Linked DNA regions of Mus musculus: region 2 is linked to region 1. Evidence: chromatin contacts called from ENCODE POLR2A ChIA-PET data. All regions are on one chromosome and are shown on one strand. Each heading gives the region's core, a stretch centred on a gene start or an enhancer-like site at or near the end of the contact. The rest is flanking DNA. Distances are from core to core; before and after follow the strand shown. Region 1 holds the start of Ube2i (ubiquitin-conjugating enzyme E2I). Region 2 holds the start of Rpusd1 (RNA pseudouridylate synthase domain containing 1).

What was found. ChIA-PET counts read pairs that join two places held with the same protein, here RNA polymerase II (POLR2A).
Region 2: POLR2A ChIA-PET joins it to region 1 with 14 read pairs in embryonic stem cell. The contact joins the promoter of Rpusd1 here to the promoter of Ube2i in region 1. POLR2A ChIA-PET finds 5 or more read pairs at or near these places in 2 of 5 experiments (Patski and embryonic stem cell).

What each region holds. Positions count from the first base shown.
Region 1 is chr17:25,271,283-25,275,021 of GRCm38, forward strand. Ube2i (ubiquitin-conjugating enzyme E2I) reads right to left here and starts at 2,149. Exons shown (of 7, transcript NM_001177610.1): 1 at 2,039-2,149. It overlaps Gm17801 (predicted gene, 17801), which reads left to right and starts at 2,842. Exons shown (of 1, transcript NR_027452.1): 1 at 2,842-3,739.
Region 2 is chr17:25,725,974-25,729,712 of GRCm38, forward strand. It overlaps Rpusd1 (RNA pseudouridylate synthase domain containing 1), which reads left to right and starts at 1,744. Exons shown (of 6, transcript NM_028009.4): 1 at 1,744-1,874; 2 at 2,230-2,418; 3 at 2,550-2,673; 4 at 2,853-2,955; 5 at 3,095-3,196. The coding sequence starts at 2,237. Chtf18 (CTF18, chromosome transmission fidelity factor 18) reads right to left here and starts at 1,442. Exons shown (of 22, transcript NM_145409.2): 1 at 1,274-1,442; 2 at 968-1,147; 3 at 728-875; 4 at 402-576. The coding sequence starts at 1,364.

The DNA of each region.
Region 1 (3,739 bases), core at 899-3,398:
ACATGCCAGCTTATGATTGCCTGAAACTCCAGTTCCAGGGGACCTGGATGCCCTCGAACACACAAACATACAGGTAATAGTGCACATAAAATATATTAAAAAAAAAAAAGCACAAGCCACCAGGACAAGCCTTGACAATGTTGGCATTCCTTCTAAGCATACCTGGCTCTATCAAACATCCCGATTCCTTTTTTTATAAATCACAACAGACAGTACTTATGCTCCACAAACTCCAATACCAAATCACAAAGTATACAAATTAAAGGCAAGGCTCCTCTCTTACAGACCTCAAGTCCAAAACAGAGAGTCCAGCCCAAACCCAACTGTCTTTTCCTAGCACAGGAGTAGAGCCTGTCTAGGAACAAGCACCAAGGTTCTGCCACAAAACCCCAACCTGCCCTAATAGTCATCTCTTAGGCAATTTACGACCCAGGTGGCGCTCATCTAAGAGTGACTGGAGCATAGGGCTTCACTTCCAATGTGTCCCTCTTTTCAACTTCTCAACGCACAGGCCTGCCCAATCTCTTTCTCTAGCATCTTCCACTGAAGCAGCTATCCTCATCCAGCCAATCAGATGGCAGAAGATGGCAAGCAAGTCTGGGCAGGGTTTCCTAACAGGTTTCTCTCTGGAGCCCGGGGCCAGTGCTCTGGAGAAAGAAGCCTGGACACCGGGCCACACAAAGCTGTTGGGACAGCTGTAACTGACTTCAGGATAAAGTTGTGTGCCCAGAGAACTCTGTCCTAGCATCCAACTGCAGCTATCCTAAGTGAGAAGAACCGAGAAGCTAGCTCAACTGCTCTTGCCTGGACACTCAGTGTTAAGGAGACAGAACCAGGGAATCACCAAGAGTTCAAGGTTAGCCTTGGCTACAAGAGATCCTGTCTCAAAAACAGGGAGAAGTGAGAGGTGGCTCTTATCAGAACTCTTAAAGGCCTTTTGCCCCACGGTCGAGGAAAAGGAACCCTAGGAGCACCCTGGCAATGATCTAGGCAGAAACTTGGGGGGCAGTGCTGCTGCTCCCGCAAGCACTCCAAAAGCCACTTAAACACAACTTGCCTTCCCAGGCAAACAGTCACTTCACGAGCTAAAAGTTTTGTGATGCAATGACCAAACTAAACCAAACCAAACCAAAAAACCATTCCCCTCCCCACTACTAGAGACAGGAAGGACATACAGGGATGGGTCTTATGACTCCAGGCTTCCTACAGTGTACAGTATTTGTCTGGCGACACCACCTACTTCAGAGCTACTTACCGGTCAGAGAGCCTGTGCAAGGTTGCTTATCTCCGCCCACCTCGGCAGAGGGAACATGGGTACCAGGCACTACGGCTGGCTTGGATAGGGCGAAGCGGCCTCTTTTACTCGAATGCACACTGTAGGCCCTAAGGATCCTTCAGTAAGTATACCACGCTGTTTGTTAAGTTTCCAGTGGCAGAGACAGCCAGAGGAGGGCAGGACTGCGATCACTCACAGCCTGAATACCTTTAGAAAGAAAACAAACTCCCCTTCGACGCCCGTTTTCTGCTATGCAGGCAGGTAACTAACTCATCCACTAAAACAACAGTTCCTTAAGAATAAAGGAAGGTGGGGCAGAGAATATACACAAGACTCCCCCACAAAAACCCAAGCTACAAGCCTAGCGTCTCGGTAACGAACGAAGCCTTCTGATGTGACTCCGGGTGCTTACAGGCCCCGACACGGCCCAGTACTCACGGCCTTCCGCACTCTCACTCGCCTAACTACGGAGCCCAGCACCGCCCAGAACGCGTCTGGGAGCTACTGGGAAGCTCAGATTATCTGTTGCGGGGTCGGCGGAACTCAGTTCGCCAAGAGTAGGGGGGCAGTGGGCCGTGCTCCCAACCCTGTATTCTCCCGTGGCACAGCGGCTGGGCCCTAGTGCCCCGAAGGCCGAGACTCGGAGGCCGCGAGCGAGAGGAGGCCGCCGTGGCTCCGCTCGGCGCCTCCCGGAAGCTCACTGGGAACGGCGGCGAGTCCGGGCGAAGATGGGAGTGCGTGCGCAGGCCGGTGGCGGCTCACCTGGGCGACCGCGGCCCGGACCGTCGCGGCGGCAGAGGCGGCGGCGCTCCTTTGTCTCGGGACTTCCCTCCGCGCCCGCCGCGCGCAGCACGGAGCGCAGGACCCCAGCGGGCGGGGCGGGGCCTGAGCTGGGCTGCCCGCCACACGCCTGCTCAGCTTACCGTCCCTCCCGTCCGGTGGCCTACGCGTCTACTTAAACACGAGCTTCCCGCAGCCCGCACGCGGCTGCCGCGCCCTCGTTGCCCGCGACCGCCTAAGGAGCCCGAGCCCAGGGCGCCTGTCCAAGCAGGCGGTGCCCTGAACGGCCGCACTCTTAAAGGGGCCGCGTCCTAGGCTCGAGGGAGCGTCTGCAAACTCCTCTTCGGGATGAGCGCGTCCACTCGAGGACACATCAGAGAGTCGTGTGAGGAAAAAGAAGCATAGATTCCCAAGGGTCATCCGGATGCTCAGAGGGCACCTTCCCGGGCACAGGCTCTGGAGGTATCCTTGGGCTCAAGGCCCGAGTCCCGGGAGCAAAGATCACTGAGGCCTAAACATCCTGGGAATCGTCGCAGTACGGTGACGATCCCCGGAACTTAGCGCGCTGTGACACTTTCTGCAATTGGCCAGCTCAGGAACTTGGGCGGGGTGAACCTCGAAACTATCCAATGAACTAGCCTCATACAAAGGGCCAAACGCAAGCAAAACCGACGGGGAGAGAAATGTGGATGCTCCCTAACCTACGAGTTAGCCCCCTAGTGGGGGAGGGGAATGGGCCTGCGCCGTGGGGGAGGGGCAGCACCCGCGGACCCCCCCCCCCGCGCGCGCGCCCCAGGCCTCTTCCCTGTGCCGCACCCCACACCTTAGTTCCACCTGAAACCCCTGTGCGGCTTCTGCTGGCCCCGCTGGACACGCTTTTGTCACGCCGTGGCCTAGTCCAGTTTCCTCGGCCAGTCCTCTGCAACCCAGCTCGGATGCTTCCTCACCGACTCACCGACGGGACGGGTACTTAGAACCGTCGGCTGGCCCCCTGGTGGCCATTCTGGCGCCTGCTCCTTTTTTTTTGGCACGTGCTGGAGGCCTTTCGGGGCCAGTTGCAGCCAACAAGGGCTTCCTGGGAATTTGGACTATGGGTCCAATTGCTGCCAGGGACTCCAGTGTTCATCTGTCAGTATCTCCGTCCATCTACTCACCACTCTCTCCTTCCTTCGTTCTCCTCTTACCTTTTGAGGTTGTTGGGTGCCCCAAAACAGGAACTAAGGTCCCATGCCCCTTGCCCACAATTGTCCAACATTCCCTGGAGCTCACCCTGTTAATTCCTCCTGTTCGTAGCCGTACTGTTTAAGAGTTAAGATCACAGTGAGCACCAGATCCTGAGGGACCTTGGTCTCTCATTGGGGCTGAGTTGTAGACAAGGTCGGCTTAGATACAAGTTCCTGACACACTAGATCTGTACCCCCAACAGATCTGGTTTGGATCCATCCCAGCCTGCAAAACAGCTTCCAAGTCTGGTGGCTCCTGGGCACTTAGGGATGTTGGCCTGTGAATTGTACCATCTGGGACCAAAGTTATCAGCAGATTGTCTGGGGGCTCTCATTTTGTGGCCGGTGGCTCTGAGTGGCCCAGTAATCTTTTTACTTTGTTTTTTTAGTTTAGGGTCCTATGCATTATCCCTGCCTGGCCTCCAACTGACCTTGAAGTCCTGTTCTATGTGATTCCACC
Region 2 (3,739 bases), core at 494-2,993, 450 kb after region 1:
TGGGCAAGACAGATTTATCATCTCTATAACCCTCCCAGGTCATGGAGGCATCCACAGTGCCCTTCTCTCCCCACCCCCCAAAAAAGGCTGACAGAGGGACAGAAATGACCTTTCCTAATTAGAGAGGGGATGGATATGGCCCTCAGATGGGCCTGGTCCAAGGGAAGTCAGCTTTAAGGTGAAGAGGAAAAGAAAAACAGAAAGCTAATATATGGGGTACAAGGCGGCACTCTAAGGCCACGTAGCCTCAAAAGTAGCACTGCTGTTTCCAACACTGGACTACCTGGCGTGCCTGTTTCTAGCAATTCAGATAGGTGAAACTGGCCTCAGAACCTGCTGAGAGCCTATTGGCAACATAAAAGAACCAATACCATGGCAAACCCCATGCTATGGCCACACACCTGCACCCCAGGGCCTATGAGGTCAGCCCGAAGCACCAAAAAGGCCCGTTCTCCACTTGTGGATGTCACATTGATATAATCTTCTAAGATAGGAGGCCGTCTCAGGACAGGATTGCGATTTCGGGGACTTGGCAATGTCTGCATGAGGTCTTTGTCAGCATTAGCATCTGAATACCTAGGAGAGACAAGCAGCTCCCTGTCACTCTCAAATGGGGTGCTTGACCCACACTCACTCCTCTTGCCGTCCCATAGACATCCACTTCCAGAGCCTCATGCAGGGACAGGCAGCTTTCCAAGTCAGAATTACATGCCCTTAAGCAACACACCCAGCATCCAACATCTCAGGGAAGACCTCTGGACTCGGTGGAGGGGTAATGTCCCCAGGAGGGGAATCTGGATATAAGAGCTCCTCCATATCTGGCTCAAAGTTCAGCTTCTTCACCACGTCCAACCTGGGTCGTTTGACCATGGGGCCTGCAGAGACAGAGGCAGAAAGAGGTGAAAGAATAGAAAACTGATCCTCAGAATTCCCCGACTTTAAGTGCTCAGTCCCCAATCGGACATACTGGAGGGCGCGGGCTGGTCCCTACGAACATTCTTTCTAGTATTGCGGTTGACATTTCCTGGCGACCCTGCAGGGCAGGGACGCGGGACAGTGTCCCCACCAGCGATGGCCTCTTCGAAGGTTAGCGGAGGGCGGCTCGCTGGAGTTTGGAGGGTCCCAGGAGGAGCCTGGTCCCGTGTTCCTGCTGAGACAGAGGTTGATAGCAGCAACACACATTAAGAAGCGAACTCCCAGCCGTTACCAATCCCATCCACACAGCTCTCCATGCTGCAGCAGGATGCAGCCACGACCCAGGACCCGCGCCCACCTTCCAGCTCAGCCAGCACTTCGAGCTCAGCTGCGAACTGGTTTTGGAAATCATCCTCCACACCATACAGATCTTCCTCGTAGTCTTCCATGGAGCCAGACCACAACTCCCACAGCTCAGAGTCCCTCAGAACTTCCCGCGCCGCCGCCACCGCGCGCTACCCCGCCCCGAGAGCCTCCAATACCGCCAATCAACAGCCGACGTTCCCAGAGGCGCCCGCCATTGGCCAGCGGGGAAGGGCGGGTCTTACTCCCAGAGGGCGGGAGGAGAGGAATAATAGTTCAATGGTTGGAGTGGAGGATCAAGAACGCTTTCTATTGGCCTGTACAGTAAGTAATCCGTGGGGGAGGCGGGGAAATAGGTGGGACTAAAAAAGCGCGTGCGCAGACTATTCGGGTAGGGCCTTACCATTCTTCAGTGGGCGGAGCTCCAGGCCCGGAATGCCATTGGCCAGTACGACCATCCATTAGGAAAGTGGAATGGGCAGGGTGAAAAGGCGGAGCTGCGCGCCAGCCAGGCCAAGACCTGGTTCCTAGTATAGGGAAGCGAGGTTGGATGCAGAGCTGAGAATTGACATCCTGGTCCCTTGGCCCTGTTGCAGGTAAGTCCTAAAGGGTCTGCCTGTGGTCACAGGCTGGTGGGAGGCAAGTTAGGGAGCGCTTGAAGTCCTGGGTGGTCCTGGGCAATAACCTAGCGTGAAGTGTGTAGGCGTGAGCTGGACAACCAGGCTGTTTATTCCACTTCAAGTCAGGGAGAGCTCCCTAACCCTGAGTCCATGGCAAGTCAGAATCACCTGACCTTGGCCAGACTCCCATTCCGGAGCTGACACCCCTGGCATGGGCCCTTGTGGAAGACATAAAGGGTTCCAGCAGGTTCTGGCCCCAGTAAGTGTGTACAGTACTTGAAGACCAGGTCAGGCACCCTCCTACCCCAGGCTCACTCCCACCTGCGTGCAGCCCCACCATGGAGCCTGGCAGCATGGAAAATCTGTCCATCGTGTACCAGAGCAGCGACTTCCTGGTGGTGAACAAGCACTGGGACCTGCGCATTGATAGCAAGACCTGGCGGGAGACCCTGACCCTACAGAAGCAGCTCCGACACCACTTCCCAGAGCTGGCTGACCCTGACACCTGCTATGGGTTCAGGTACACAGCCAACATGGAGAGCCCCACTGCAGCATCCTTCCAAAGGATGCTGGGACACTGGACTCTGCCACAAAGGTGCTAACCAGAGCACCACAGGGTCCAGCCACTGCTGCTCTTCTGCCCGTTCCCAGGTTCTGCCACCAGCTGGACTTCTCCACCAGTGGGGCACTGTGCGTAGCCCTGAATAAGGCAGCTGCGGGCAGTGCTTATAAATGCTTCAAGGAACGGCGAGTCACCAAAGCCTACCTGGCACTGGTAAGTCCTGGCCAGTTCCTGGGATGCTGTGTGGAGACCCAAGGCTCACAGCCTACTCCAGCAGGCCTCTCAACTGAAGCTCCGTGCCAGGCTTATGTGCCTATCTAGAGCTCAGCCACATTCCTCTCAGAGATGACAGTGTGGCCCAGTGAGCTGCATGTGATGTCCTTGCTCGACAGGTCCGAGGCCATGTCCAGGAAAGCCAAGTGACGATCAACTATGCCATTGGCAGGAATAGCACGGAGGGGCGGACGCATACCATGTGCATCGAGGGCACTCATGGTAATAGTGGTTTGTTGTGGGGGCCATGGGCATGTCTCCAAAGCCTGCGTGAATGGGAACGGCCAGACAGGTGGAAATTGGAGTTGGCTCAGGCTCTAGGGCTGGCCCAGTGGGCCCTTACACTTTAGTTTTCATCTAGGTTGTGAGAACCCAAAGCCAAGCCTCACAGAGCTGCTGGTCCTGGAACACGGCCTATATGCTGGTGACCCTGTGTCCAAAGTGCTGCTAAAGCCACTTACAGGTATGTCCAGGGCAGGAGTTCATCATATAAGAAAGGACCCCGAGGTATAGGCATTGTGGCCTGCCTGGGTCTATACTAGGTGTGCGGGCAGAGCCGATAGCAAGATCTTTGCTGGTGTTTGCATGTACCCTGGCTGTCAAGCTGATCTCTCTGGCTAGATCAAGGGTCTCCCTGACTGTGCCCTCACGGCCCACCCCGACCAATCTCTTGACCTGAGTCCCAATGTCTGATTTGTAGCAAGAAATATAATGAATCCCATACCAAGGGCCTGCCCCACCCTGCCCTGCCCTTCCTTCGCAGTAGCACAGATCTGCAAAGCAGCTAATCAGAAGAGAACCGTACTTTTCTTTCTTTCTTTTTTTCTTTCTTTCTTTTCTCTCTGTGAAGCTTTGACTGCCTTGGAACTCACTCTATAGACCAGGCTGGCCTCGAACTCTGCCTGCCTCTGCCTCTGTCTCTCCAGAGGGACTAAAGGCAGGCGTGTGCCATGACCGACTAGCAAGGGATCCATCCTTTAAAAAAGAAGACTGGGTAAGCAGGTGT